4 separate regions of the Mus musculus genome follow, and regions 1, 2 and 4 are each linked to region 3. A link is a loop called in an ENCODE intact Hi-C map of the cell type or tissue named here. Cell type or tissue: heart. All regions are shown on one strand.

The links. Hi-C counts contacts between places; a loop is a spot of excess contacts. Peaks named below come from ENCODE experiments on the same cell type or tissue, not always from the same donor. Only the 100,000 strongest peaks of a DNase experiment are listed, where the experiment ranks them.
Region 1: a loop joins it to region 3, with 10 times the contacts of the local background. A loop is called at or near these places in 3 of 42 quality-filtered maps.
Region 2: it touches region 3 in a loop (2.7-fold over the local background); 7 of 42 quality-filtered maps call a loop at or near these places.
Region 4: a loop joins it to region 3, with 2.3 times the contacts of the local background. A loop is called at or near these places in 3 of 42 quality-filtered maps.

What each region holds. Positions count from the first base shown.
Region 1 is chr4:31,960,080-31,968,079 of GRCm38, reverse strand. It overlaps Map3k7 (mitogen-activated protein kinase kinase kinase 7), which reads right to left and starts at 3,973. Exons shown (of 16, transcript NM_172688.3): 1 at 3,698-3,973. The coding sequence starts at 3,817. In heart, no CTCF peak of the experiment used is centred here; a DNase peak (open chromatin) is centred at 4,099; H3K4me3 peaks cover 3,176 bases; H3K27ac peaks cover 1,781 bases.
Region 2 is chr4:33,027,124-33,035,123 of GRCm38, reverse strand. Ube2j1 (ubiquitin-conjugating enzyme E2J 1) reads right to left here and starts at 3,744. Exons shown (of 8, transcript NM_019586.4): 1 at 3,508-3,744. The coding sequence starts at 3,538. 4933421O10Rik (RIKEN cDNA 4933421O10 gene) reads left to right here and starts at 3,801. Exons shown (of 2, transcript NR_036602.1): 1 at 3,801-4,267; 2 at 4,603-7,985. In heart, no CTCF peak of the experiment used is centred here; a DNase peak (open chromatin) is centred at 3,703; H3K4me3 peaks cover 2,920 bases; H3K27ac peaks cover 2,008 bases.
Region 3 is chr4:32,652,917-32,660,916 of GRCm38, reverse strand. Casp8ap2 (caspase 8 associated protein 2) reads right to left here. Exons shown (of 11, transcript NM_001122978.2): 11 at 7,646-8,000. Mdn1 (midasin AAA ATPase 1) reads right to left here and starts at 3,798. Exons shown (of 102, transcript NM_001081392.1): 1 at 3,565-3,798. The coding sequence starts at 3,666. In heart, no CTCF peak of the experiment used is centred here; a DNase peak (open chromatin) is centred at 3,816; H3K4me3 peaks cover 2,214 bases; H3K27ac peaks cover 1,167 bases.
Region 4 is chr4:33,013,978-33,021,977 of GRCm38, reverse strand. It overlaps Rragd (Ras-related GTP binding D), which reads right to left. Exons shown (of 7, transcript NM_027491.2): 7 at 1-3,331. The coding sequence ends at 3,180. Among named protein-coding and RNA genes, the nearest start is that of 4933421O10Rik, 13 kb to the left of the region's middle. In heart, CTCF peaks have their summits at 3,194 and 3,395 (motif pointing right); a DNase peak (open chromatin) is centred at 3,397.

The DNA.
Region 1 (8,000 bases), 690 kb after region 3:
AGTTTTAAAAACAAAATCTTTTCCATGCCTCTTCAATAAAACATAAGCAGACATGTAAAAAGAGTAGTTGTACATGCCAATATGCTTAGTTGTGGTCGACATTCTGGGACTTTTACAGAGTAATCCCTATAAATACAGTCTATGTACTTAAGTGACACTCCACCAATGCCTGACTTACTCATAGCACCTAGCTCTTTATAGTATCTTTTACTCCTGCTAAACATAAATATTTATTAAATATAATGGAATAGAAGGAATCAAGACTGGGAAGAATCAGATCTCATTTCCAGTGTAAATTCTGGCTTAGCCAAATTATGTAAAATAACCCTTGGCTTACCAAATATTAGAAAATCAGACGTGCATCCAATTCTCATAATTATGCTGTCATCATTTTATTTACTAGTTCAACAAATATTTAGAGAACTTTTAGGTGCTATGCACTTTGATTAGAAATGTAAATAAGATACTTTACATCTGGCTGAGATGGGCACACAATTCAGTTAGGAGCTATGAGGACAATAGAAATACTATGTCCCAAGTTCCTTGGGGAAAGCTTCTCTTAGGAAGGGACATTTGTGGAGGGACTTGAATGGTGAGAAGGAACTAGTCACATGATATTTTGGAGGAAGAGCACAAAGGCAGAAGAACACGTGCAAGGCAATTATTCACTAGTGATATTTTGAGCCAATGAGATAAATTTATTTGGTAAGTAGCTTCAATCCTCTCTCTACTTACTGGAGCTGATGTGTCCATTATGGCTTATGTGCTTGACCTACAAGTTTAACATTGTGACTTTGAGAAAGTAACTAATCTTAGGATTCTTGCATTGAGCTGTACTGTACAGAGAAGAAAATGTGAAATGTGCAGGCCCAACCTCTAGGAAGGAAAGGAGTATTCTGAGTCCTCCTTCCTAGAATTAGGTTCCACTGTAGACTACTGCAGTGACACTGCACATATACCTACAGGACGTAGACTCATGAGAGAGGAAGTTCAAATTCCAGCTCTACCACTGACTGAGACAAGAGGCTTTTGGCAAACCAAACTCCGTGACCAGTTGTCAGTATCTATAAAATGGGGATATCATTTGTCTGTCTACCCAACTACATTTCCTGGGAGATTATGACGACTGTCTAAGAATGCCCAAACTTATTGTGGAGAACAAGATAGTCCATGTTGGAAACAAGGTATTTTATTTTTACAACAGGAATAGATTTCTAATAATTTTGTCTAATCTATCAATTTAAGAGAGATATCACAGGTCTCCAAATTGAATGACCTGACTCCATATATTCTGACACAATGCAGCATCTAATTTTCTAAATCTGAGTACATTTTCCACCAAACCATCCAATCCTGAAAGTGTCTAGTCTATGTCCTGACTCTCTTCACTGACGTACAGAAGGTTAAAAACTGAATGACTTATAAAAATTAAGTACTCATGTAGATTTCTTAGGCAGAAAACTAATATAATCTGACATGAAAGTGAAGAGCCACAGTACTCTGATACTGCAATGATGGAAACATCTGCTGTCTTAGAAATGTGTATCTACGAAATGATTCCCCATCTGCCTGGAGTTAGATGTTTTCCTGCCACAGCTTCTAATTATCTTTGTGTAGTGCTGAGTCCATTATATTATGGGTTGAGAAATAAATAATGTGGTTCTCTCGACTTACTGTTTCGCTTTCTGTGGTGCTAGGATTGGAGCCTGAGCCTCAAGCACAGAGGGCAAGAACTTCAATACTGGGTTATACACCAAGCCATTCTTTTCTTAATTGATAGGGCTATGATATACTTGTCCATATAAAACACTGAAGGCATGTGAGATAGTTTTCATGTTGGGTCATCTTTCTGTTTTCCTATTTATGATTTAAACTAGAGATGGAATGTAAGTTGAAATAGTTTGAGTGCCCATGATGCACCTCTGACTGCACAATCTCTTTAATGTGCTCACAGGAAGACTATAATGGAAATTATGTAATGGTTTTGACATCAGAAAGGCCTGAATTAAATCGGGACTATAAAAATAAACTAGGTTCTAAGACGAAACAAATTTCAAAAATGTACCAGCTTTGGATTGAGGGCTTCAAATTGATTATTGTCTCCCTTAGCAACTTGCAGGCCCCAATGAGGCAAGAATGTGAAAGCTTTAAAAAGTTGTGTGCAAAAAACTAAGGCTGCAAAAATCAAACAAAGTAAGCTCGTGGAAATATGTGGTAGACCATGAAGTACAAGTTATTATTATATAACAATTTGTAGTCTACAAGGACAGCAATTCATGAGAGTACACGTAAATGCTTATTTAAAAGCTGCGATTCTTGTATACTGACTCACTGAAGTTTTAGTCTTAAAAAAGAATGTTATCCATGAAAGCTGGACCAACTACCCGCTTCTGAAAAAAGGAATTTATCTTAGCTTCAATGGGGGTGGGGGGGACATATAAAATGTTTTCCTCTTCAAAAACAGGCCTTCTTTTAGCATATGACCTTAAAGCAGGTCACCCTTCCTGTCTGGAACTTTGCTTCCTAACAATATGTCAGGCACTATATTGGATTTTCTGCACACACTGCTTAACTGGATTTGTCACACTGATAAAGTAGCAATCACTCCCATCTTACAGTTAAGGAAACGAACACACAGAAAGCAGTAGGAAACCAAGTCCCACAGTGCTCTGTCTATCTCTGAAGCGTCTTCCTCTGTCTCAAACCTTCCCCTATCCAGCACACTTTTTCTAAGATAATCATGCTCTCAATGAACACACTCATCTCTGGTTAGTTTTTGTGATACAAAGATATGACTTAGTAGTCCTCTAAGGTAAAGATGTATTTATTGATTGTTAATTTGCTTGCATCTTTTAACTCCTTACTATAATACTTTAAAAATGAAGAAAAGACAACTCAGTCTAGCTATAAAAAACCCACACATTAAGGCACAGAAAATGCACAGTGCTCTTAAAAAACGGTTAAACTCATAGAAACTGCGTGAACGCGTTTCTAACCAAAGCTTCAACGAGTTCTAAACGGCATTTTGAATATATGTACAGATTTTTTCCTCTTCAGTAAATATTAAGACTCTTAGAAGTCACTGGCCCCACTGTGAATCTGAAAATAGGCGATGAAGTGAAGACACTCTTCCACCTGAACATTGAATTTATTCGGTTTTTCTAACAGCGATTTCTGGTGTAGCGTAATATTCTGACTGTCACCATAATCACTACTTGCCTCTTCAGACTATGCTACTTGAAACATGTTTTCATAACAGACTTAACGTTACTAGAGATTGAAATTCATCTACAGAGCCCAATAGAAGGTAGAACTACCTACGGTATCAGAGAAAGAAGAATCCGGGACCAGGGGAAGCACCGTGAGACGTTCGACGTTCTCTTTACCAGCCTGTCCCAAGCATCCTTTCGTGTCACACACTGCGCTAGAAGTCACACAGACAGACAAGACAGACATACAGACAGACAGACAGACACACACACACACACTATCCTGGACTCTAACACCACTACCAGCGAGCTGAAATCCCGCGGCCACCAAACTTTGCTCAATCTATTTACGGATAATTGAACTGCCGACCACATAAGAATCAGGTAGAGAATCACAGATTCAGACTCAACCCCCGAAGCCCATGGGGAAGCCGCCTCCCGCCCGGGATCCCAGGCGGCGCGGGGCAGCAGGTCTCGGCCTCGCTCACCTCTTCCACCTCGATCTCCTTGTAGTCGATCTCTTCGAAGTTCAGGACCTGCGACGGCGCTTCGATCATCTCACTGGCAGAAGACGAGGAGGAGGACGAGGCGGCGGAGGCTGTCGACATGATCCCCCGCGGCGCCCGGGGGGCCGCGCCCGCCCTCCGGCTCGCGCAGCGCCCTTCAGCCCGGAGCCCCGCAGCCCCGCCGCCCGGCGCTCCGTGGCGCGGGACCGACCCGGGCCACCGCCGAGTCCCGGCTTCGGCTCCTCAGCGCTTTCCGTCGCCGGGCCCCGCCCACCACACTTCCAGTTCCGGTTTGAACTCGGAACTGGGAGGGAGGAGGCGCGCCTGCCGGACCCGAGCGGGGAATTTCCTGACCCGGGGAGCGAGTGAGGGAGAAGCCGGGGTAGGGGCGGAGTGGAGGAGGGCGAGCGCGGAGCCGTGGGCCCGAGGAACAGGTTTCGCGAGACTTTTGCGAAAGGGCCTCGGCGGCAGGAGGATACCGCGAGACTGGACGCCGTGACGTAGTAAATGTGCGCGATCGGAACTGGCGCGGAGCGAGCCCGAAGGCGGACCGGTTGGTCCTGCGGGATCCAGCGGGAAAGATGAACTCCGTCGCTTTCTGCCTGTTTCTTTTGAGCCGCGTCGTGCCTTCCCCTGCTCTGTGCTGGGCGGTCTGCGGTCAGGCAGCCTAGGGTTTGTCTTGTGCTCATTGGGCACCTCTTCATGTCGGGTTTTCAGCCGTGAGCCCGTTACTTTTTTAAGCGGAACCCCGAGCTGGCGAGGGGGTTCGGGAGCAGCGGTTAGCGCGCGCCATCGGGGGGAGCACCGTGACGCGTGAGCGCTCACTAATGGAAGTTAGCATCGTAGAGAGACACCAGTGGCGTTTTACACACTTCCTAAGGCAGTTCAGATGGCTTCGCTTTGTCACCTTCCCGAGGCTGTCGTCCACAACAGCCCCGAGGGTTTGGTTTGAGAATCCGTGGACACACCAAGACGACGGATTTTAAGAGGAGCCACTATGCCTCAGAGCTATAAGGAGAGTCACGCTTCATTGTCCTTAATGTTTATGTACAGCATTTTGGCGACCTTTGAGGACATTGTCTTTGAAGGACTAATGTCTCTGAAGGATTGTTGAGTTTAAGGGAGATCATAGGGTGGTTCCTGAAGACTACCCAACAAGATTAGGATTGCTACGGTAAAGCCCCATATTCCGGGGTTACTAGAGTTAAGATAACTTAATTGGAAACAAAGTTAATAGTCTAATGTCTAGGAAAGGACGAAGGGCACAGGCTTGAACCTTAGGCAAAGATCCACTGCTAGTTTAACCTAAGATACCTTTATAGGAAGGAATGTTGCCTTTGTGTCGGCAGTCTTCATAGCAAATGTTGGTTGTACTGAGATTATTTATTTATTTATTTTTAACCCGATGAGGAGTTTCAACTTCGAATAAGGGGCACCTTTCCCTATTTATGGTCTCATAGCTTTTCCTTTCCTGCCTTTAATGCTAGTGCTGTATGCTTACTAAATACTCAGCAGTAGCATGGCAATTCAAGTTTGAGTGTCACAAGTTAGGTCAGAGAACCCCAAGATGGAAGGTATTGCCCATGTTGTATGACCAACACGATTTTAAATTTAAGCTAGGTGCTGAGTTTTAGTTGATTTGACTGGAAACCAGTGGAACCATTGGAGTTAAAATTAGTGACCAAGGATGCGCTCTTGAGAATGTCAAGTCCTGCGCTTCCTAACAGGCTGAAAGGAGGGGAGAGAGAGGGATCCCAATTTCACTACACGGGAGCTTTCTCATAGAACAACAATCTAGGATAATGTAAAAAAAAAAGAGTAAATTGAACATGTTTGCAAGTAGATCATTGTATTTGACAGGAAGCTACTGTGAGCTACCATTCTCATTTTGTAAGTCATAGTCACAGTGACAAACAATAGTTTCTTCCTGCTGCACTCACTTTCTAGGCAGTTTTACCCAGGGTCTTGGCTTTCAGCATCACTGTTATGACAATGATTTCTGATGTATTCTGAATACTAAATTTTTACCGAGTTTTGGACCTGTTGGGCACCTGTATCTATCAAAAGATGCAATCTAAATGCCTAAGCTCACATATCAGAGTGGTAATTCACCATGAGGCTTATGAATGCCTGGGATGAAACTTTCTGGGTTGGCTGGGTGGGAATGGGTTGGGATTCAGGATTAAGATATTTGAATCTCGAGGGCAGTGGTGGCCTTTAATCCTAGCACTTAGGAGGCAGAGACAGGTGTATTTCTGAGTTTGAGGCCAGCCTGGTCTACAGAGTGAGTTCCAGGACAGCCAGGGCTATACAGAGAAACCCTGTCTTGAAAAACCAAAAAAAAAAAAAAAAAAAAAAAAAAAGGTATTTGAATCTCCTATTTCACAGGTGATGAAGTTTCTGGTGAGACTCTGATCTGGTTTATAATTTTGAGACAAAGAAACTTAGGCCTTTGGAACTGAGAATCTGGGAATTGACAAGGCATATTTGAGAGGGTATTATTCATTTATCTGCTGTTTCTCTTATCTAGTAATAAATATTACTGAGATGAACATCATATACTTAAATCTAAAGTTAGGATATTGTTGGGCAAAAACTTTCCCGATTTTCAATCAAATTACTTTCCCTGGGATATTTTTAGTTTGCCTGAGCTTTTAAAAAAATGTGCCAACTAATTGCTGTTAGGATGTATGTCTTTTAAAAGCACAGGTTTTAGAATTCTGTTATAATTTCCTGTTCCAATTCTGCTATAATCTCTTGAATAAATTAAACTCTCAACTTTAATGTCTCCCTAATACTAACCTCAATGGATTATGAAAAAATTTAGATGAGTGACTGATAAATAAAATTAACTCTGGAATAATTATTAGTTTACTATTTTCCTTCCTTGGGTATGATAATGGAGGAAACACTTATCCACTGTGGGGCTGGGGGAGCTGTAGGGAGCAGGCCTGGAACACGAGTGGGTCAAGGCATGTCCAGATTCCAGAAATCTCATCCTGAGATTGGTGGGAGTGGGACTGTTTCTCATCTGCCCCAGGCCTCCATACGTCTGTGCACATAGCCCTGTGCCCCCACCTTTCCCCCACCAGAGAAGATCATGGAATCCAGTAGCCAGGTTACATTTCCTCTTTCCTTATAAGGTCATGTCCAGCAGCACCTGGAATTCTTCCTTATGCAAATGAGGCACCTCCTGCACCCTGGCCCTGGCCAAGGATGTACACTCACCCCAAAGGTTTAAATTTAAAAAGCCTTTGTCCCTCCCATTAAAAGACCTTCCTCCCTGAAGCCCAGAGTCTATTTTCTTCACACTGGTTGTGACCACAAGAGTCAGGTCCCTATGAGTAGGGAAACGGTGAATATTGAAGCGGGACTGAGAACAACAATCTGCCACAGACACTAGGTCCTAGTGACCAGGAGATTCTGTTGTCACAGAAATACTTACCTGCTGACTGGCTTGCACTTGAAAGTGGAGTCTGGCTTAGGTTGGTAAGTGGTTGAAGAAGATGCGTAGGGATGAGCTGGGATGAACAGTTTGGGGAGCTCGCATATGGGGATGTGTAAGTCCCTTGTGTAGTTTGAACCTAGAGGAGGAGGACAAGGGTTAGAGGCTAGCTTTGCTCAGACTACCATATTCTGGTGAAGTCACTGTTATTAAGGTAGGATGGAATACATGTAATATATTTCTTTGAACACTTAGTTATCTTGATTTGGAATATGTATTTAGACATTTAGTATATTGGCCTCTGCTTGTACTCTGGGGCCCTCAAATGTTAGGTCTGTTTTTTGTGTAGTGTGAATGTGAGTGTGTGTATGTGTGTGTGTGTGAGAGAGAGAGATTTCTGTCCCTATGTGCTGGCAGGTTATAAGTCAGATATTCATAACTTGGATTTCCTGTTTTGTGAATTCCCCAGGAATGTGTCACTTGGAGCTCTGCCCAATCACGACTTCGGAGATAATGATGCTGCATTTCCTTACTACCCTACCCTTTCACTGTCTTTCCATTACTGTTTTATTTCTACATCTGCCATCTTCAATTACTTTGTTCCTGGTTTCTTTTCTCAACCTTACTGTCCTAGTTAGCATTAACTGTCAACTCAACTGTCTGTAATCACCTGGAGAATGTCTGCATTGAGTAGCCGAATTGTCGAATTGTCATGGTTGATGTAGGAGAGCCCCGCCTGTAGTGCCACTGCCTTGCAGTGGTCCTGAGCTGCCGAGGAAAGCTAGCTAAGTCGGAGCCAGATTCCAAAGCTAAGCAGAAGCAGGGTTTCTCTGTTTCCTA
Region 2 (8,000 bases), 370 kb before region 3:
TTAAAAATAAAAATAAAAAAAATTAAGGATGGGCCGGAGAGACGCTCAGTAGGTAGGCAACATGCTACCAAGCCTGACAACACGAGACACAACCTGAGTCCACATGATGAAAGGAGAGAACTGACTCCAGCGAGATGTCGTCTGATCTCTATACAGTGACACACACACACACACACACACACACACACAAAATAAATAAATGATAAGACCAAAACAAAACAAAGGGCTGGAGAGATGGCTCAGCAGTTAGGAGCACTGGCTACTCTTCTAGAAGACACAAGTTTGATTCCTAACACGTGGAGGATCTTAATCCAGTTCAAGGAGATCCAATGCCCTTTTCTGACATTAATGAGCGCCAGGCTCACACTAGTACACAGACATATTCAGGCAAAACATTCCTACACATAAAAATAAAGTAAAATAATTAAAACAAAATGAACAAACAATACACATTTGAAAAATGTTTAAGTGGAGAGAGAAAAAGAATAACTTCTTGCCTTAACAAGCTTATAGCAATTAGAAGACTTGAAAAAAAAATTGAAGACACTGTGACAGTACTGACCAGGTATGAATAAGTTAAGGACTACCTAGCCTAAGGGAGCTGAGAAGGCTGAACCTTAGAGAAGTTTAGGAAGTAATAGGAATTTCAGATGGGCTCAGTGGAAAGCATTCCAAACAGAGGATCCGATAGGGATGGAGACATACCATCTGGAGAGTGGGTCAGGAGGAAATGCAAAAGAGCCAAAGAGAGGCAGGGGAAGGAGCTGGCAAGGAAAGCAAGGGTTAAGTCTTGAGCAGCCCTGTCCAGCAAGCTAACCAACCTAACTCTGAGCTTTACTGTTGCTAAATGATTGCTGCTCAAACACTGTCAATTTGAGAAGAGATCTAGTGAGTGTTTGTTTAATGGATCTGTTTGATGACACAGTAACACCTTCACCACAGGGCAGAGGTAAAGGAGCTGACCAAGACTGAAGACTGTCTTGGCACCACTGTGAAAGGTGTCTCTGTGGGAGACCAGATGCCTAACACGTGAAGGGCAGCAGCTCCCTGGATGCTATAAATCCATGGGATATCTGAGGGAAATAGAGGAGTTTGAAGAAGGTTGGGATACCAAGGAATTTGGTTTTTACAACTCACAGAGACCTTTTCGATCTGTGGGAAATCTGTAAAAATGTTCAATCACATATTCTATGCAGACCAGTTGATATGGTCTGGGTTCACTGGAAAGTCTGATTAGTGTGAAGTTTCGGTTGATACCAACAGGATGAACAGGATAATTCCCAGGCTTCTGGTACGATGGAACAAAGTTACCATATGCAGGACACAACGGTTAACCATAGTCTGTATTGTGTCCTCCAAGATTTTCCCATCCTTATCTCTGAGATAACCCAACACTAGCAGACAGGAAATGAGATGTTTCGATTACTTCCTCTCACAGTCAGTAATCTACAAGTAACAAAGATTTGAGACTAAAACAAAGCAAGCATTATCACCAGACTTCTCGGCACTTTGGCAACTTCTAGAGTTCATTGAAACTACCTTCTCTACGAACTCAAAATCACCTACATCAACAGGGAAGACAGTTTAAAGCTTTTTAAAGAATAGCATCACCTAGAGAAGAGAATTTGTAAACAGATACAAGAGTCAACCGAAGTCCAACTTACTTTCAAAATTTATTAACTTACTAAGTAGATCAGACTGGATCTCACAGAGATCTGCCTACCTCTACCTCCCAAATGCAGGAATTAAAGGCACAAATCACCATACCCATCTAGAAATGTATTAAATTTCTAAAGTTGCTTAAATTTTATCATAATCTTGGGTACAATAGCCTATCAAGAAGGAGAAATTTGGGGCTGAAGTGAGGTCTCAGAAGTTAAGAGCACTGCCAGCTCTTCCAGAAGACCTTATAAACTGACCCAGATGGTAGCTTACAGCTGTCTATAACTCCAGTTCCAGGGGATCTTACATCCTCACACAGACATACATGCAAGGGAAAAAAATGCACATAAATAAAAAGATAGATAAAAGGAAGTTGTTAAAAAAAAAAAAAAGATTGAACAATTTCCTGACAACATTTCACACTGCATTATTCTCTGGACATCTGCCTAAGGACCTCTGCTGCTCTAGGTGTGACTAAGTACTGTACAATTTACTGCACAGTTTGATTTTAAAAGTCCAACAAATTTAGCTAGGTGGCAAACACCTTTAATGTCAGTTCTGGGAAGGCAGGGGCAGGAGGATCTCGGCCAGCTTGGTCTACAGAGTGAATTTCAGGACAGCCAGAGCTACACAGAGAAACTGTCTCAAAACAACAACAACAAAATTCCAACTAATTTAATCATTCTGGCATCAAAATGGTAAAATCCAGGCATTTCTACTTTCTCTGACCTTTTTTAACTCTTCAGGTTTTAAGTGATGGGCTGAAGACAGAGACATGTCCCATTAAAATTCAGCCATATAATTCTTACACAGGCGTGGTCAAATTTTAAACAAACACCGTAGAAATGACTAATTCTACATCTGGTCCCTAAGGCCACTTACTTATCAGCATTCAAGCTAACAACATTCTGTTCAGCCAATATTCTCTGGCTTTTCCTTTATATATTCTAAAAATTTAAAATATATATATATTTTTAAAAAGATTCACAATACCAACTCTTTCCCATAAAGATATCAGACTTAAGTCCAAACTAAGAAGCAGTGTGGGAAAGAAAACAAACGGTGACGAGAGTTCTAGTTCAATGATCATCAATACCCTGAGGCTTATTATTCAGAGCTAACAGGGAGGAGTTTTTTCCCCCTGACAAATTATCAAAGTACATTTTTTAGGCTCCAGTAATTTGTGCTACGTCTGCCTTAAAAGATATGACAACTGATAATGGGTTTTTTGTTTTTTGTTTTTGGCATTGTTTTTAGTGCACCAGAAAATAACTGGAGGCCAGGATTGTCTGAGGGCATTAACTGAAGGAAAGAAATTCAAAGTAGCAATCAACCCCCCCAAATCATGGTTAATTCCCAAGTGCACAGCTCAACTAGTTTAGCTACAGGACATATTTTTTTTTTCTACGTCTATAAATTCTCCCCCAAATACTGAAATTGGATATTTCAACCACAATAAAAATGGGATATTTCAAATGTGAGTCAAACACCTAACAAAAGTTCGTCGGCAGAGGCGGAGGGGACACGAAGGACGCAGATGCGGCCAGGGATGGTCAGTAGTGCGGACCGTCGTCGCCTTCGCACCTGCCCTTGGCTCGGCTGTCTCCTGCTTCGCTCCGCAGACACCGGGAGGAAGAGGCCAGGAGCGGAGGAGCGCCAGCGCATCGGGGGATCCGCAGCGGCCGCCCGCTCTGCGGCCTGCACCCCCGGACCGGCCGCGGCCTCGCGTAAAGCGCGAGCCCGGAGCAGCCGCGAGGGCCGGCGGACACGAGCGGGCCGAGGCGCCGCGCTCTGAGTCCCGGGTCCCCCGCCCGTCCGCCCGCCCGCCGCCCCAGCCCGGCTCACCCGGGCTCTTCAGGTTGTAGCGGGTCTCCATGGCGGACGTCCCCGCTGCCGCTCTCGTCGGCGCCGCAGCTGCCCGGGTCTCGCGCGGCGGACGCGCCTAGCGAGGGCCTCCGCTGACACCGCCCAGTCCAGCCCGACCGCGGGCGAGGTGCGTGCCGCGGGGTCCGCCTCCCTGAGGGCCGGCCGGGCGCCGGGGCGTCGCCGAACGGGGCGCCGGGCTGCGGACGGCCTGCGGGACTGACGTCCCGGCTGACGCGCCGCTGCGTCACCGCCGGCGCCGGGTCTGTGAAGTCGGCCTGACGTGGCGGGCGCTTCGTGGCGGTCGGTCACTCGGCAGCGGCGGTCCCGCGAATCCCGCCCGCCCGGCAGCCCTGGGGAGACGGGCGGCACCCTCGTCGTCCCCTCGGCCCAGCCCGGGAGACCGACTCGCCGCGGGCCCTTCAGGGGTTCCCGCGGAGCTCGCAGGGAGCTCGGAGGAACGGCGCAGCCCGGAGCGGCGGGCGGGCGAGCGCGGCCTGGGACTGCGGCGCCGTGATGTGCGCTTCTCCGAGCCCGCAGTTGGCCTCGGTGCGATGGACGGGAGTGGCCCCTAGCTCCGCGGTGCGGTTAGCTAAGGCAGCGTTTTTCGGGGTGCATCAGAACCTCCCAGAAATAAAACCAAGGGGTCGCCTGGAATGTTAATAAAAACGCATAAATGGGACAGGTCGGTCTGAAAGAGATGCGGTGCGTTTGTCTTTTCGGATCATGGAGGACAGAGAAAGTAAGGTTCTGGTTCGGACGGCTTACCGAGATAAAAGGGCCTCAAAAAAGGGAGGGAGCCAGCGGAGATTAGAGAAGGTTATAGGTGGAATGAAGATTAACCAATTAGACAGATTAGTGTTCTTGTTTAACATTGTCAAATGTGTTTGTGGGAATGTCAGTAATTTTTCCCAGCCGTCTGAAGGAGGAGGGAAAAAAAAAAGATTTAAGTGGCATCTTCTAAGCCATTAAAGGCGATGTTTTCTGAATAGTACGGTGATAATCTGAAGAATAGAGAAGCAAGCAAAACCGAGCTTCAATGTGCTTCTCCATTAAGCTTTCATTCTTTGTGTTCAGTCCTCAAATTTAGCATCCAGCAACCTGCGCTGCTCCGACCGGCCCCATGACCAGGCCTGCCGAGGGGGTGTAGTCGTTCCCATCCGCCCGCCAGCCAGACTCGGAAGGCACTTTGCCCTGAGGCTCTCCTCTTCCTCCCAACAATGGAGATAAGGATGTTTCTCTTTTATTTTATTCTTGAAGCCACATCACCTCGTCCTTGGGGGCTCTTCCTTAGGTAAAAGACAGCAACAAATCCGGCATTGAGTTATGGGCCCATGGCAAAGCTTAATTATAATCACTGCAAGAGAAAAGTCAACTCTTAATTTTTTTCTAAATATAAACATGTACAGAGAGGGTAAATATGATTTTTTTTTAAAAAAGGAGTAAATGCTAAAAGTTACTAATTGCTTGACTGTTAACTGGGTCGGAAAGATTAATTTTCCCAGAAATGTAGGTTTGTCAAAAGAATACTTTGTTTCTTCAGAACAAATTCCCTCCTAGAAGAAAGTAACAATTTTCAGCAAACAAAAAGATTCCATCCCAAATTAAAATTTGGAAGAATTTCATCTTATTTTTTATAATAATCCTGACGATAACTTTAAAAAATAAAAAACAAACTTAAACCAGTTTCTGGCGATGCTGCAAATAACAAAAGATGAAGTTCAAAACACTTCAGAGTCTTGACAGCTTTGAGCTACAATCCCCATGTGTTGTATGTGTTGTTCCCCGTTTCTCTAGACAAAGCCCTGTGAATGTGGTCCCCTTCCCCTTAGCGTTGACATCCTGATACAAGCTCTACTGGACGTTGAATGCTTGATCAATTCATTTACTCTTCATGAGTGTTGGCAGTGACACAGATTATTTTAATGGTTGAAGAAAATTGAAGTCTTGAAGAAATTGAGCAGTTCATTTAAGTTCTCTTATTTATTTTGAGTACAGTGCAGGTTCTTAGCTTCTTGGTATATTTTACTGCTACAGTCCAGGTGAGACGTTATAGACCACCACACATATATAAGGCCAAATTACAGTCCTTTATTAAGCCAGCAACCAAGAGCAGGCTCTTGCCCCCAAAGACTCTCTCTGCTCAGGGTATAGCATTTCTAAAGAGAAACCACAACGGCATCGCATCGTCGGGGTCAGGGGAGCTTGTTTGCATTTGTTTTGACTATACAACCAGCAAATATTTTGGTTATGTATCTGAGCCATGGAAAGTCCCAAATGTGCTGCCAAGGCGGATGTGAATGTTGTTGGGGTGGGGGGAGGGTGAAGGAGCTGGGAAAGTGCTCAAGCAGACACAAAATGGAGCCCGAGTAAGATCAGGACAAAATGGTGTTACTTTAGTCATTTCACTCCTTGTTACTTTTAGTGTTTCTTTTAGTTACTTTTCAAATGCTTGATGTCTCTGTTTGGATTCCTTAGTTTCCAATGCGTGCCCACTGGCTTCTAGCTTTGTAACCAGAGCAGAGCCGGAAAGCTGGTCCCTGAAGTCTCTGGAAGGCAAGGCTGGTCTGCGTGGACCTTTAGCGTCCCGGCCTCTTCCTTCTCAGGAAGTCTTCTTTACCTGGATTTGGTGGATCCAGGGGGTGACACCTCTTACTTAGTATTTAGATGACTGTCCATAGTCTATCCATAGCCGACTAGCCCAGTGGCAGAGTCTCTGACTTACATTATCTGAACTCTTGGGAGCCAGGTGTGATGGCATATGCCTTTAATCCCGGTACCCGGAAGTTGGAGCCAACCTGGTCTACAAAGTCTACAGATCAAGTTCCAGGGCGACACAGAGAAACCCTGCCTCAATTAAAAACAAGGAGAAGGGCGTTCTCTTTTTACAGAACTAGCTAACTACCACTCAGCCATGGAATTAGCTTTTCCTCCTAAGAGGGGGAGAATGGGTAGCTATCAGGATGGCAGGTCCCATACCAGTGGGGATGGCAGGTCCCATAAGTACGAGGTTGACCCTGTTCGCACAACTCAGATGTTTGACAAACTCCCCTTTGTTTGAGAAGTTGCTATTTGTCTCTGTGTTGTCTGAGACCTTATCATACATGGCCTGCCCTAAGGGCTCAGGGAGCACTTTAGGAGGAGGACCGGGTATTAACTAGGTTCTGGCTCTCATAAATGGGAACTGAGCAATGGGGTAAGAAGGGTTGAGATCAGACTCTGAGTGTCAGAGAGTCTGGGAGAAGTAGAGAAGAAGGCTGGGAAAGGGGCCAAGTGGGGAGAGTGAGTGTCATAGAGCTTGGGGTGACAGGAGAGAAGCAGAAGGGGAGTCTAGACAAAATGAAACACAGATGGAATCAGAGGGTGGAGGCTCCTGGATCAGAGGGTGGAGGCTCCTGGAACCACGAGTATAATCCCAGAAAGGAATCAGTACAACTCACAGAACACCTAACAAGGGCAGTGGGTTTCTCCCTTAAAGGTGAGGTGCACACGCCAAGTTGGCTTCTAATCACTAATTCAAAGAACCTAGAGAATAGACTAGCTCTCTCTGGTTCAGCCCTGAGACAGAACCAAAGGGGACAGAGACATTAATAACAAAAATGCCACTCTCTGGGCAGAATCTGTCCAGTCACTCACACAACAATTCGGCCAGCCAGCCATTAGAAACCCAGGCCTCCCAAACACTCACTGAATCCCAGGTCCTCTACTGGTATCCCAATATAGTGTAAGAGGACAAGGGAGTACCCAAACCTAAGAGCTCCTCAGGAGGAGGCCTGGCCCTCTTAGACCCTAAGGCTCCCCAGGAGCCCTGGCCTTCAGAACTGAGTTCCTAGAACCAGATGGACTCAATCGGTCCCGGTGTCTGGGAACACAGCAGCTATCCCAGACCTTCTGTGCTCAGCAGCAGGCACACGACCCCGGAATGACTTCAAGGGGTACAGGTATGGACTGAGTTCCGTGTGCATACGGTAATATCACTGGGATTTCTGTATGTTACAGTCCAGATGAGAAAGTTAAAGTGTCCAAGAATAGGCTCTTGCCCCAAAGAAACTCTTGGCACCAAAGCTTAAAGCTCAAGCTACAACATCTCTAAGGAAAAAAAAGCACAATAGCATCGTTATCAGGTATAGGTCAGGGGAACCTAGTCACATTTGTTTTGACTATATAACTGTGATGGTTTGTATATTCTTGGGCCAGGGAGTGGCACCATTTGGAGGTGTGGCCTTGTTGAAATAGGTGTGACCTGGTTGGAGTAGGTGTGTCACTGTGGGTGTGGGCTTAAGATCCTCACCCTAGTTGCCTGGAAGTCAGTCTTCCACTAGCAGCCTTTGGATAAAGACATAGATCTCTCAGCTCTGCCTGCGCCATGCCTGCCTGGATACTGCCATGCTTCCACCTTGATGATAATGGACTGAACCTCTGAATCTGTAAGCCAGCCCCAATTAAATGTTGTTTTTTATAAGACTTGCTTTGGT
Region 3 (8,000 bases):
ATTCCCTGCCATAAATAAAACTACTTAATGAAATTACAGTAATGAGGGCAAGCATAGTGGCACATGCCTGTAATCGCCACAGCTGGAGAAAGCTAGTCAACAGCACCTGCCTACGGTTCCTGCTGCTCACAAGGCTGAGGCAGGGGGGTAGCTGAGCTCAGGAGCTCTAGAACAGAATGGACAATATAGTTAAGCCCCAAAACAACAATGAAACTTAGGGCTGGGGACCAGCTTGGTTACTTATTTTGCATCCATGAAGCCCTGAGGGGTTCACTCACCAACACATATAAGTAGTGTGAAAATGCAGAGGCAGCAGTTACACAGGACAATTAATTATGTAACTGACTTTCTCTTTTTGTGGCCCCAGCTTGCAAGCCCATGTCCTGGCTGTCAGAACAACAACGAAGCAGGGAATGTTCAAGGATTTGCCCCGGAAATCCAAGTCTACCAGACCACCCAGGCAATTGCATTCTTGGGAAATTCTGCCTCTTTGCAAAATGAGAGCTGCTGGAGAAGCCTCACAGGTATCTACGTTCACAAAGCTTGAGTGGGTTTTATTTAGGTGGTTAACATGCATACTAGTCTGAGGGAAGCTCAAGACACTGATGAAACTACCAAATACTGGGCCAGTGAGATGGCTCAGCAGGTGAAGGCGACTGCCAGTATCCATGTGGTAAACGGAGAGGACATCCTACGAGCTGTCTGCACACGTTAAATGTAAAAGTAAATAATCAACCAGAAAAGACATTTTTAGGGTGGTTCAGGCACTCCTTTTATCAAGCTTAGCAACCAGTTGAATGTAGTGGCTCTGTAATCCCAGCACTGGAGGCAGAGGCAGGTGAATCTCTGAGTTTAAGGAGAGCCTGGACTACACAAACTCGTGTCTTGAAAAAGAGAAAAGCACACTAAAACACAAAGCAACCAATTCAGTTCCTTTGCTATAATGACTAGTAGGTCTCAAAGCTAAGACATGTCTCATTCAGTACACAAGTGAGCAAGCTGTGGCTCCCCCCCACACACCTCCAGCAGCCCTCACCCCATCCCTACCCTAAAAACCCCTCCCTCCTATTAAGCTGGGCTTCTCTTCCCCCAGCCTGGTTCCCAGTCTCTGGCCACCTAACTCAGGGTGCCTCTCTTAATCAGCATCTCCTCTGTTGCTCTCCGCCACCCTCCCCTTTCCAGCCATGTTCAGCCTGGACTCTTCCCCTACTTTCCCCTTATAGCTGTGTAATAAAAATCTTCTCCATACTTTAGGAGTCATCTCCTTTTATTTGTTTTTTTTTTTTTTTTCAACTAGCAGAATTACTAAGATTTATCAAAGCTGCGGCTGACAAGTTAGTAGAAGAGCCTAAACCTCCCACTGCAGAGCACAGGCCCGAGGTGATACTGCTGGAAGTTGTACTGTTTTGCTGTGACAGCACCAGGGGGTCAACCCTAAAGCATGCTAGGCAGAGACTCCCTCACTGACCCACATCATCAGCCTAGAAACCCCGCTATCCACAACAATTCTATTTTAAAGCCATTATATGTATTTAATCAAGAAACAGCCAGGCGTGGTGGCGTACACCTTTAATCCCAGCACTTGGGAGGCAGAGGCAGGTGGATTTCTGAGTTCGGGGCCAGCCTGGTCTACAGAGTGAGTTCCAGGATAGCCAGAGCTACACAGAGAAACCGTCTCTAAAAAAAAAAAAAAAGGAAAGAAACAGAGATAAAGTTAGGTAACTGGCTGGGAGTTGGTCCTGCTGCAAGGAGGAAGAGGCGGCAGAGCTCCGAGACCTGTACTAGGGCTCTAGAGAATCAGACGCCCTCTTCTGTCCTCTATGTACACAAATCTCCAGTTATGTTATGTCCCTGTAGCTATCTATGCTTGGTATTATTGTAAACACCCTCCTCTCTATGAATGTAAATGTAGACAATAGTCAAAGTAGAGGAGGCATCACAGTTGCAGTGACAACGCATATAGATTTTGAAACTAAGCCCATGGTAACAGCCCGAAATCAGTGCTTGGAAAACAGATGCAGAATAATGAGGAACTCAAGGTCATCCTTAGATATACAGCAAATTGGAGGCCAGGTTGGACTACGGGTAATCTTGTCTCAAAAAGTAAAGTTTTGCTGGGCGGTGGTGGTGCACACCTTTAATCCCAGCACTTAGGAGGCAGAGGCAGGCAGATTTCTGAGTTCGAGGCCAGCCTGGTCTACAGAGTGAGTTCCAGGGCAGCCAGGGCTACACAGAGAAACCCTGTCTCTTAAAACCAAAACCAAAACAAACAAAAAAACCATTTTCTCTCTAGAGTGCCTATTCATGCTGAGTCCACCTACAGCAATTTTGATAAGGGAGCCACACAGGACAGACATCCAGGAGATGTATCCCACTAGGTTTGGTTTTTCACATTCAATTTAGTATCAGAAAAGCCTTTTGAGCCAAGCTGGTCTTGACACCTGCCTTGAATCCTAGCAGTCTATGTAGAGGCCAACCTGGTCTACACAGTGAACTCGGAGACATACAGAGCTACATAATAGAGATGTTATCTCAAAAGGAAAAAACAAACAAGATGCCTTTTGGCTAAGGGTGTAATTCAGTGACAGAAAGTAGGTTCAACACCTCGGGAAAAACTCTCAGAATTTTCTCTGGCGAATTCTACAATGCTGCAAATGGCTCAGGTTCATTCATCTACAACAGTGACTTTCAACCTTCCTAATGCTACAATCCTTCAATACAGTTCCTCATTTTGTGGTAACCCCAAATCATAAAATTATTTTCGTTGCTAACTCATAACTGTAATTTTGCTACTGTTATGAATCGTAATGTAAATATGCTGGTCTTAGGCGACCCACAGGTTGCGAACCACTGGATGGGCTACACTGCTGTTGACTGCTAAAACAATGGAGTGTGTATGTACTTTATGCACTCTTGGCTGAGAGTTTTACAAAATTAAAATCACGTCTCTCTTGACTCAAGCTTACAGACAGAGCAGGTAAGGAAACTTAGAAAGAAATTAAAACGCAAAGTGAAAACTTGTCTAGTAAGGATGCTCAACTCAGGCAAAAGCCAATACGGCAAAGCTCTTGAAAACACATGACTCATTTGGTAAAAAAAATAAAAATAAAAAAAATAAAATTTAAAAAGTCTTTCATCTCCCAATTTAACTGTCTTGTTAAAACCTTCAGCTGTTTGTTATGAACGGTCACCGAAGAAGACGCGAACTCCCCGGGTGTAGAGACAAGATTTTTGCGTCTCCTCAGTGGTGTATTGAGACGCCCAGAAAAAATACTATGGATGTTCGTCAGTGGGCCAAAGGGTCAAAGTAAAGAAAAGCATCCTTAAAAGCATCCGAGGGGTGGGGAAAGGGAAGGAAAAGCACGTGTCTGGGGGGTGGGGAGGCGGACAGAAGCAGCCTCGCAGAAAAACCAACCGCGCCGATTCCTGAAGGGCATGAACTCCACCAGGGCCTGAGCGCCGGGCAGGGGGCGAGGAAATGGAAGCTGACCCCGAAAAACAAAGGCCCTTTCCCGGGACTCGGCGCTCCGCGACCCGGGCCCGCCTCCCTTCGCCCACGCTCACCGACTTGGCCAGGAACCTGTTCAGCTCGCCGCTGCTCTTCTCGTTCTTGGCGGCGATTAGCCGCAGCGGCCCGGATACCAGCTCCACAGAGAGGTGCTCCATAGTCTCCGGCCGCGGCCACGGGGCCGCGGGGTGACGGCCGAAAACCCACGACGGCAAGAAGACCCCCGAAAGCCGGCAAGCAGACACACACGTGGTGAAGGAATTCACGTTGCGTCATCAACCCGCGGCGGCGCGACTACTGCCACGCCCCCGTGGGCGGAAATGCGTCACTGCCGCGCCACTGCTAGTAGGAAGGGAAGCGGAAGTAGCTTTTGAGGTTAGCCGGTTGACTGATCCTTCTGAGAGTGAAATTCGCGTCGCCAAACGAGGAGCTGCCGGCGCGTGCGACCTAAGCGCACAGTGACTTACTCTGTATCAACACAGGTCCTGTGTGAAAGATAAGCGGATTCGCTGTCCAAGATTGTTGCCCATAAAAAGAGTGACCTTTTGAGAAAAATGGCCCTGAAGTATTCTTACAAATCCTGGAAATAATTGCTTAATTAAAAAAAGAGTAGGAGTTAGTGAGATGCCTTAGTCGGCTAAAAGCTCTTGTAATGCAAGCCTGATGCCCAGAGTTTGATTTGTGACCTCTATTTTACACCATGGCACGTGTGGGCCTTCACACACTTCGCGCATACTCCCCGTAGTAATAATGATTCCAGAAAGGCTGCGGAGTGCACAAAGTTAGAATTGTTAAGATGAAGGTCACGAACAAGTTAAACCTATAATGATGTCAAACAAAATATATTGAGAGGGATTGACAATAAAGAAGCCCATTACCAGCATAGTGCAGCTTACAACCATTTGTAACTCCATCTCTATGAGATAAAACGCCCTCTTCTGGCCTCTGTGGCATACATACATACATACATGTGGCACACAACACACACACCAGTTTTTGTTTTGTTTTGTTTTTTTGAGATAGGATTTCTTTGTAACCCTGGCTGTCCTGGAACTTGCTCTGTAGACAGGGCAGGCCTCTGACCTCAGAGATCCGCCTGCCTCTGCCTCCCCAGGGCTGGGATTGAAGGCGTGACTTTAACACCTGGCTGCTTTGCTTTTTGGTGGTGAGAACTGACTAGATGACTCAGCAGTTAAAAGATGCTTTCCCCTAAGTCTGGCAAACTGATTTCAATCTCTGAAACCCACCCAAAGAACTTGGATAAAAGTTTACTCTAAGTGCAGAGAAAGGAAGCTTCTTCCAGCTGTGGAGGCACTAACAATGAACACCCAGAAAGGCATTCAACCCCCAGAGCAGCAGCAGATTGGTATATTGTGGAAAGTGTCACACCAAAAATGAAATAAAATCCAGGGATCCAATCAGATGCAGAGGATATGGATACAGAATAAAGTACAAGAAAAGGACTAGCCGGCCAGTGGTGTATGCCTTTAATCCCAGCACTTGGAAGGCAGAGGCAGGCAGATTTCTGAGTTCAAGACCAGTCTGGTCTACAGAGTGAGTTCCAGGACAGCCGGGGTTACACAGAGAAACCCTATCTCAAAAAAACAGAAAAGAAGAGAAAAGAACTAAGATTGATGGTTTTTGATGCTCGATGAAACAGGGGATTCAGGAGTGTACACTCGTACACTTGCACCATTGACGTTTCTCTTTATTGTATAGCGTTTATCTTAGTTTACTTAATGACTACAGCTGCATACCTATGATTTCACTTTAGAAAGGCAATTGTATTTTAATACTTTGTATCAAGGAAAATTTGGTTCAAAAAGTTATTCTAGTACTTTACAAACTTTTAAGATGTTTTCTTACTGTCTTTAGATATCAGCACATATCTAGATGTAGTCTCTCATTTGGTACCATGTGGGTTTATTTCTATTTAAACTTTTTTGTCTATTATTTCAGTATCAGCACATTTCTTTCCTTTACTTTCTTTCTTTCTTTTCTTTTCTTTTCTTTTTTTTTTTTTTTTTTTTTTTTTTTTTTGTGGGAGGGAGACAGGGTTTCTCTACGTAGCCCTAACTGTCCTGGAACTCACTCTGTAGACCAGGCTGGCCTTGAACCCAGAAATCCACCTGCCTCTGCCTCCCAAGTGCTGAGATTAAAGGCATGTGCCACCACTGCCCGACATCTATTTCTGTCCTCTATATTTCTTAAATATGCTTTCCTTTTGGGTTCCTTTTGGGAGTTTCTTGACCTGATTTTTCAGCTTACTCATTCTTTAATTTTACTTTCTTTTTAAAAAGATTCATTGGGGGGAGGGTGGGAAATGCATTAGTTGTTAAGAGCATTTAACAATCAGAGGATCCAAGTTCTTAACTACTGAGTCATGTCTGGAGTCCCTCTATTCTTTCTCTGTCTCTCTTTTTCTTTTGAGACAGGATCTCACTATATATCCATGGTTGTCCTGGAACCTGATATATACAAGAGACTAGGCCCACATTTAGATTGCCTCTGCCTCTCAAATGTTAGGATTGAAAGTGTCCATCACAAGGTGTATGTGTGGACCTGCATTTTTTAGGTGCACAACCATGCAGAAGCCCATAGATGCCAGGAAGGGGCCTGGATCCCCTGGAACTGCAATTATAGGCAGTCACAAGTAGCCATGCTTTTGCTCTTTTGGTTTCTTGAGATAGGGTTTCTTTGTGTAGCCTTGCTGTCCTGGAACTAATTCTGTAGACCAGACTGGCTTTCAAATCAGAGATCTGCCTGGCTTTGCCTCCCAAGAACTGGGATTAAAAGCATGCAACACCACTGCTTGGTTCCTAAGCAGCCATCTACCTGCTGGGACCCATACCTGGGTCCTCTTCAAGAGTAAGTGTCCTGTCTAGTTTTATGTCAACTTGAAACATGCTAAAATATCTGAGAAACGAATCTCAACTGAGAGTTGCCTGTTGTAACTGGGCTATTAATAACCCTGTACAGCAGTTTTAATTAGTGATTGATATTGGTGGGCCCAGCCAAATATGATTCCAGCCCAAACCAGGCTGAAGAAGACATGAGGAGCCATTAGTAGTCTTCATGACTTCTGCATTAGCTCCTGCCCTGCTTTTGATGATGAACTGTTAAATGGCAGTGAGAGAACTAACCCTTTCCTCTCCAGTTTGCTCTGGCCATGGTGTTTAATCAACAAGTAGTAACTCCAAGACAAGCTTTTAATTCTTGTCTCTCCAGCCCCCATTTTGAAAATACTTTAAATGTAGGAGTATCATATTTATCATTCTTGCTTTAAAATCTTCTCTTTCAATGCTTATTACCTTCATTTAAATTCCAAAAGTCTTCATTAGTCTGGTCTGTTTTCTTTTGAACCAGTAACATCTCTTTCTCATCATTTTACTCTGTGAATTCACTTACCTGGTGGTAGGGGATGACAAGATGCCCTGGAAGGTGATCCAAAGCCAGGCCTCCAGTTTACGTTAGATGCTCAGAGAAGGGGCCAAGGTCTCATACTACAAAACCAGACCATTCTTCAAGTTTCTATCTACCAAAAAAATCTTTTAAGATTCCCCTCCCCCACCGCCTTGGACATCCTAGGAGAAAGAGCAAGGAAACAGGTACTACTTTGAAGTCTAAGGACTAGATTATAACCCAGAACTTTCATGAGACTAGAAAGAGGTATTCAGGCTGAATCAATACTTACACTGGTTTTCTCTAAATCATCACTTTTTTGTGTTGGCTTAGTTGTATTTGTAAAGACATCTGCAGAAGAGGCAGGTTTCACTATATCAATACATGGTGTGAGAAAGCTGCCAATGGCAACAGAATTTAATGAAGCCATCCTCAGTAACTGAGCTAATTATAGATGCTCATCTTGAAATACTTCAGCTGGGTGGTGGTGGTACATGCTTTTAACCCCAGCACTCAGGGGGCAGAGGCAGGTGGATTTCTAAGTTCGAGGCCAGCCTGGTCTACAGAGTGAGTTCCAGGACAGCCAGGGCTACACAGCGAAACACTGTCTCGAAAAAAACCAAAAACAAACAAACCCAAAAAGACAAACAAAAAAAGAAATACTTCAAAAACCACTCTCCCTTGGAATATTACCTCTTTAGAAATCATCTAAACACAACAAAAGAAGCATACTAATAAAAATAAAACAGGACTTCATGTTTTTATTATACATGACTAACTGAAAGGAAAGTTTATACAAAATATTTAATATAGATAAAAAAAACCTTGGCTAGCAAAACCATTGGTGTGCATACATAGACGTAGACACATACACTTACAGTATTTTACATCACAATAATTGTACATATATACAAATATACTATTTAAATTATTTCACAATTTTCCAAAATGAGGCAATTATAAAAACAAAAATGAATAGAAAGGTGAACTAGTTTTTACATTTAAAATGCTACAAAATTGTTTTTTAAAGAATTTATTTCATCCAATATCAAAACTAAGGTTTCAGTATTACATCAAGGTTGCTTTTAGT
Region 4 (8,000 bases), 360 kb before region 3:
GTGTTACAAATGAAGTCCTAGCAACAGCAAAACAGTGTGCTTGATTACAAACTACACCCAGCCTGTGTTTGTTGAGTGCATACCATACGTCAATCATGACAGTTCCATTGATTTGATAAATTCTGTTTCAGACTCAGTTGACAAATAACCCATACTTAATAGTACTGCTGTGATATTTAGCCATTTTCTATTTAATGATCCAAAATATATTATGTTCACAAAATAACACGTGGTATCTATTAATCAGCTTTTATTTCTACTCCTTCAAAAGCACTCTGTACAGGTCACTCACACTAACCTCCATTATGACAAGTAATTCGGCACAACTCTTACATAGAAGCTGTACTTGACTCAGAGAGCAAAAGTCTGCCTGCTCTACACATCTTCAAGTTCTCAATTCCTAAAACCAAACACATGTTCTACTGAAGCCACCGTAGTTAGGAGTTTGACCTTTCAGTTTATAGTCCCATTTGAGCATAGACACAGATCTACAGTGCAGTAAGCTAACCCCCCAAATCTAAGATAAAATACAAAACAAATGTGAGGACATTTCGCAATTCTAGTCACATTCAGACATCTTCAAGAGGTCAGTGTCACACCAGGCTCGAGGCAGGAATCAGTGTTGTAACTAAAGAGTGCATTTATGATCAGGAACATGGGCCCTATGTCACAGGAGTGTTCCTGCCTATCCCTCAAAGAATCACATGCTCTTGAAGTGATAGGCTTTTAAGGCACATTTCAACAACAAAAACTCATGATATAACCAGCTTAAAAATGGAAGCGCCACTTAGACATGCTAATTTTATGTGATTTACCAGACAGGCAAGTGTCTTATTTTGAAACTACAGTCTTATTAAAAACTTAATTCTTTGTCTATTCAAAGAGAAATTCTTTGTTTAAAAAAAAAAAAAAACTATTAAGAAAGGATGCTGGGGATACTAGATTGGTAGAGTGCTTGCCTTCACATGCACAAAGCTCTGGGTCCAGTTCTCAGCACTGTTCAAGCCAAGCACGGTGTTGCATTCCTATAATCCTAGCACTTAGGGAAAGTCGAGGCTGAGCGGTCAGAAACTGGAGAGCATCCTTAGCTACCTGGCAAGTCTGAGGCCAGCCTGAGTTACCTCTGAGCCCCACTCAAAAAGAGAAAACTATGCTTTTTCTCACTCTCTAGTGTCTTTGTGTGGGTGCACAGTGGTGTTAGACTCTTAAAAGTGGCCAACCACCATCCACTCTGTTGGCAGAGGCCGTCGGGGAATAGTCCTGAAGATTAGAACTCCAGGCTCCTACCATCTCATTCAAGTCTCTTCATAGAAATCATAAGGAAGGAGCCATGGTTCCATGATGACTAGAAATCTCCTTAATAATGTGCAGACTACTGGGAGGCTCAATCTTACATTTCAATCATCGTCTCCAGTTTTAGTTACCAGCTCCAAAAGTGTAAGACCTGGCCAGACATGGTGGTGTTCACCTTTGATCACTTGGGGAAGCAGAGGCAGGTGAATCTCTGAGTTCAAGGACAGTCCGGTCTACATAGTGAGTTCCAGGACAGCCAGGGCTACATAGAGATACGCTGTCTCAAATAATAAAGAATTTGGGGAAAAGGAAGCAAGAAGATGGGAAGAAGATGCGTAAAAGAAGTGAGCTTCAGGAGCAAGCTGCTTTAGACACAAAGCTAGAACCAGCTTTGACATCCCTAAGGGACTCTGCTTTAAAAAGAACCTTTGCTAATGCCATGCACGCCTGACAGTACTAACCCTTAGAATGGTTTGAAATAGGGCTAGATTTAGGACTCTTAGTTCCCTACCTATCTATAAAAGCACACACATAGTTAACTGACTAACATACGTCTCTAGGCCTCCTTTTTTTCCCACCGGCCACAGGCTTTCTGTGTCTTCTGTCTTGCAGAGCAAGCTGGTGGCAAGCTGATCTTGGTAGGAACAGGCAAAGGACATGAGGTATGTTGTTACAGATGAAAGAACGAGTCAGGTAACAAATGGAGCCACCAAGGACTAAACTCCTGTGGTCATGGAGCATTAAAACCTGGTCCTGAACAAGGTCTCTGAACATAGCGCATCAACACACCATTCCCAGGAGGTGAACACACACAAGCACACGTGCATCTCTTATCTGAGTGACCTCTGCCTACATCTGGGAACCCTCTTGGCTTGTGTGTTTTAGACCCCTCGGCAGGTACAGTATTGCTTCTACGGTTTCCCCCCCACACAAATCAATGCTATCTGTTCCAATCTCCTCAGACGACATCCATATTTCTCTACACTGGTTGGCATCATTTTAGAAATCTGGTCCCAAAGGTTCACAAGATACTGCACCAAAAAGAAATCACCCGTCTGCACAAGGTGACTGCAAAGGTGTGTTGAGGTAAAGAGTTTCATAAAGACTGGGCGAGTCGGAAGGCAATGCCATAGGGCACAAATGTGTGGGTAAGCTTGGTAATAGTATTTCCTACAAAATTCCTGTTTTGTTTTGGGGGGGGCATTTGTTTGGTTGGTTTTGAGACAGGGTTTCTCTGTGTAGCCCTCGCTGTCCTGGAACTCACTCTGTCGATCAGGCTGACCTCAAACTCACAGAGATCCATCTGCTGGGATTAAAGGCATGCACCACCACTGTCCAGCTACAACATTCCTATTACACTTCCTATAAATAGAGACGTTCTTATTGCTCTGGCCTGGAGCTTCCAGCCCTGACCTGTTGCTGCTCCACTGAAAAACGATTTCCCCTTTGACAACTGGCAGCAAAGAGTCCCAAATTTACAAAAAAAGTCTCTAGCAATATAATGGATCAATTTCCGATTGCCATATGGACTGTAGAGTATGCGTGTCCTTGTCATCAAGTACAGAAAAGAGTTTAGAAAAGTCATCTTATCAAAGTTCACCTCAATGAGGAAAAAAAACATGAAAATATGCAAAATATGTACAGTTCCTGGCAGTCCTCACAGGGGGTTTTCTATCAACATAAAAGTTTACACTTACGTAGTGACAGTACAGTGGCTCTCACTGTTATTGTACAGGTTTTTGCTTCAAAGTGCTCATTTTATTTTAAAGAGTAAGGTTTTTTTTTTTCCCTTAACACATACGAGTCAGGGCCCCAGCCCTCCTGTAGTGCAGTATAGTTTAACAGCCTCCTCACTGAGGTCTGGACTCAGGCTCCTGACAGTTCCCCTACAGCAGCACTCTAGGGGTCCCATTGGGAGTAGCTCCTGTCTTCTTGGGTAGCCGACTCTGGGCCTTTCGAGATTTCACCATCTTCATCCTCACCTCGAAGACTTCATGGATGGCCTTCCGGAAGCAGTGGAAATTATAGTCAATCAGCCCTGCAGAGGAAGACAAAGGCTCTTAATGCAAGAAACAATCTCTGTCGTTCGCAGCATCCATCACCAGTAGGGGGCAGCAAAGGACCAACCAGCACCTAACAGGCCCAGGCTGCAGGGATAGCAGATAGTCATGTGAGGTAGGTGTGCCCTGTAGAGTGTTCCAGAAACTTCCAGAGTATTTCCAAAAAGAAATCACCCATCTGCACAAGGTGACTGCAAAGGTGTGTTGAGGTAAAGAGTTTCATAAAGATTGGGCGAGTCAGAAGGCATTGCCATAGGGCACAAATGTGTGGGTAAGCTTGGTAATAGTATTTCCTACAAAATTCCTGTTTTGTTTTGGGGGGCATTTGTTTGGTTAGTTGTTTGGTTGGTTTTGAGACAGGGTTTCTCAAAATGATCCATGGCTCAAAATGATCTGAAAAACCACTGAAATGCACTTACTTAATTATTCAGATTAAAGGCTAATGGTAATTTATGATAAACCAAGAACTGTCAAGATGGCTCAGCTGGTGTGTCTGCTATGGAAGTCTGATGACCTAAATTCCATCCTGACACACACACCCAAAAAAGGGCTGTCTTCATAAGCCTGACAACCTAAATTCCCCAGAATCTAGATAGGAGTTCAAGGCTAGGTAGTGAGACCCTGCCTCAAAAATAATTAAATAAATAAGGTAGAAAAAAACAGAAAGACATCCAAAAACATGAACACACATTAAACATGAACTGAGGGATTAGATGTTGGTGGCACATGCCTTTAATCCCAGCACTGGGAAGGCTGAGGCAGGCAGATCTTTGAGGCCAGCCTGGTCTACAGCCAAGGCTATCCAGAGAAACGCTGTCTCAAAAAAGCATTCAACAACAACAAAACACACACACACACAGAGACAACAAAACAACAACAGAAACACAAGATGAAACTTTAAAATGTGCCCACTTCGCCACATTTCTTAGTCATAGCACCAAATTAAACTCAACAACTAGTTCACTTACTACTATATTCTACAAAACCCGCCTGTCATCTGAGAGTGTGTTTCAGGAAAAACTTAACCAAAGATCTACATGATCAGTTTCTACCTAAACTTAGTTCCACACAGTCAGATGTTAAAATTAATACTAAAGGTCAAAGAAGCAACCAGATTTGTGCGGAGCATTTAATTTTAGAAACTCTGTAGTGGAAAACCTAGCAGTGCTTTAATGAAGGGAGGCTTTTAATGAAGGGAGGCTAAGCTTCCCTTGGAAACAGACACAGCACTCAGGGTCTGAGCTGGGAGGACAAGGTGGCGTTTCTATGTAGGACTCTTTCCAGTGTGCACAAGTTCATTCCACCCAGACGTCTCAGACCGAATGCAAAGGGAAACTGGGTGGACACTTGGGGATTATTTACTATTTTAGCAACTTTTTTCCAGGTGATTGTAAAATTCGTTCAAAATAAACAAGTTCCCTAGATTAGCTCTGATGATCCTAAACGTTAGACCCTGCTGCCAACTGAGGATGCAAATCTGTGTGGCCCTTGTTCTCCTTCACTTCCAAAAATCTACAGGAAATACCAACCAACAAAAAAAATGTGGGAAGGATTAATAATGTGAATGCGTGCATACACACTGAGCTCTACAGAGAGGAGCCTCAGTAGCCATCTGTAGATCACAATTTAGTTACATCGCTCCCTCCCTTTCCTCCCTCCACACCCCTCCCCAATCTCCGTCCAATCCATGGCTCTTTTTTTTTACTAATTCTTATTCCATGTATATATGCATATGTTCCTAAACATGGCCTGCCCAGTCCATATAATGCTACCTGTATGCACATATTCAGGGCTGACTGCTTGGCACTGGACAACCTCCCCTGGTCCCTAGCTAGACATCTTTACCCCTACCTGAACTAGTGCTGTCAGTTTGTGACAAAGGAACTTATATTTTTCAGGTCTGAGTAAAATCATCTGTATAATGAGAGAATAAAACAAAATACAGCCCTGTTTGCCTTCCTTTGTTGACAGGGGATGCTCAGTACTGGGGATTGAACCTGCGGCATAATGCATGAGAGGCAAGCCTCTACAACTGTGTACTGGCCCAGCCCTGCTGTCTATCTTCCCAAAGGAAGCCCACAATTGTCCCTTTCATTCAAGAAGATGGAAATAATGGATGAAAGATGAACACTCCTAAAGGTTTTGAGGACAAGTGATACAGAAGTCAGTTTAGTCATCAGAAAATGCAGACTCACAAGGAGGCTAGAAATGCAAATTTAAATGAAAACTAACTTTTTAAAACAGTAAAATTCAATATTGATAAGAATATAGCAAAAAAAGAAAAGAAAAAGAAAAAAGGAATAAAGAAAGAAAAAGAAAAAAAGAGGCGGGGCTGGAGAGATAGTTCAGTGGCTAAAAACACTGACTGTTCTTCCAGAGGTCCTGAGTTCAATTCCCAGCAACTACATGGTGGCTCACAACCATCTGTAATGGGATCTGATGCCCTCTTCTGAAGACAGCTACAGTGTGATCATATAAAAAATAATTCTTTTTAAAAAGAGAGAGAGAGATTACAGCAAAATGGGCATATTAACCATAAAGTCTGAAAGATACTTTGTTACCATTCACTGGAAGCCACCAAAATATGCCTACCCTTTTGAGCTGAGGCATTCTACTATTGCTTCTGGGGCAGTGGGGGCTGGGGACAGTTTGCTGGTCAGTCAGCCAGCTTAGCCAAAAATGGTGAGCTCCAGTTTTAGTGAGGAACTCTGTCTCAAGGAAACAAGGCACAAAATGCTAAAGACATCTGGGCTCTATCTGCTCTTATGCATCCACACAAAGGCACTCATATAACACATGCATATAGCATATATAACACTCTGATATGCCACATACAACACACTAATACACCACACCTAACATGCAAATACCACAGCAAGTATAACGCAAATACACCACATACAACACACTAATATACCATGTAGCACATACATATATTACACCTACCACATGTAAATACTATATACAGCATGCTAGTATATATAGCACATGCATATACCCACATATACTACGAGAATATAGCATCTGTCAGGAGCCATCATAGAACAAGCTAATAACTTCCTGAGATGAGACTGCTTTGGATTAATAAATAATTCATGACAGGCTTGCTCTCATAAGCAAGGCCCAGGAGAAAACCATTTTAGGAAAGATTCCTGCTATTAATATGCTTTTCCTGTTATTAAACACACATAACAATAACTAGGTATTAGCCCACCCTTTTGAACACATCTCTGCAGAACTACGAAGATGTACTGTCTCTTAGTGATGCTATGTAGACAAATAGATGAATTCTTAATTCTTAATGATGATCCTATAAGAATTCCTAAAATCATATCAGTATTTATTAAGCTCTTTTATAGTGGGACTGCTATTAGTTCCTTTCTGATAGTCAAAACTGCAATGAGAACTCTGGTAGTCTCTGTCACCAGTTAATTGCTTCTACTACTCAGAGCCCATTCCAAAAGTTTTTAAAATCATTCACCATAGGTCATAAAAAGGGAACTATGGTTTATTATAGGTGCTAGAGCAGAAGATAAAATATTGACTGAGTTTATCTATACAAAACTCACTAATAACTTAGTTATGGTTTTTTAACTCTCCATGACCCTGTGGAGCTGTGACAGGTGATGAATGGTTAGCCAGATAATTACTCCTAATGGATATGCAGGTAAACATTCTCTGCTGTAAACTCATTTGATTTGTGATTTGAATTTATGTGTAAACTTGTGATGAACTTTTTACCATATGATCATGTATTCTGAAAGATAGAGTAGCCTGTATTTCCCTTGCCCCGCTTAGGATCTTTCTGCTTTTCCCCTTTTTCTTAGAGAGCTTTCATAGGAAACTTTTTCCAACTTAGAAATGAACACTAAATTCACTTTTCAAAGTGTTCCTTTTTCTTCCTGTGACTTCAAGTGGCAGGCTGAAAGTTGGAGCCATGCAATTCCTGCTGAGATAGAACAAAGGGTACTTTACTTTGCTGTTTTAGAATGAGGTGCTAGGTGCCAAGAGAGAGCAGTTTCTGGTCTCAGAGGAACACAGAAGGCAGGTCACTTACAGTAGCAAAGTAACTTAAGACTTAGATATAAACTTTTTATTATTATACAGCAACCCTAGGTATCTCGTAAGACAAAGGCTTACCCTCCTTCTACACTCTTCCCCCTCTGCTGCCTCAAGAGTAACCCACAACAAAAAAGACCACACCGGGGCTAGTCCCGGCACATACACAACACATGCCTATACTGCATATAGTATACTCATACACAACATACAAGACACACATATACCACATATGAATATACTACATACAACACACGCACATTCCACATATGAGACACACATATACCACGTATAACACAAGAATACACCTCATACAATACACATATACACTACAGAGAGAAAGAGAGAGAGCACCCTTTGTTATAATGAAACTGAAAAAAAGAACTCTAAAACTACTCCAACAGTGCAGCCAGCTTTGTTGCGACTGAGAGGAAAAGAGGGCAAAAAAAGAGGAAAAGAGGGCAAGAAAAAAGTCCCAGAGATGTAACATGACTTACCTCAGATGTAAAGTTTCATTTTGTCCTTTATAATTTCCTTATTTCATTTTATTTATTTATTTTGGTTTTTCAAGATAGGGTTTCTTTATGT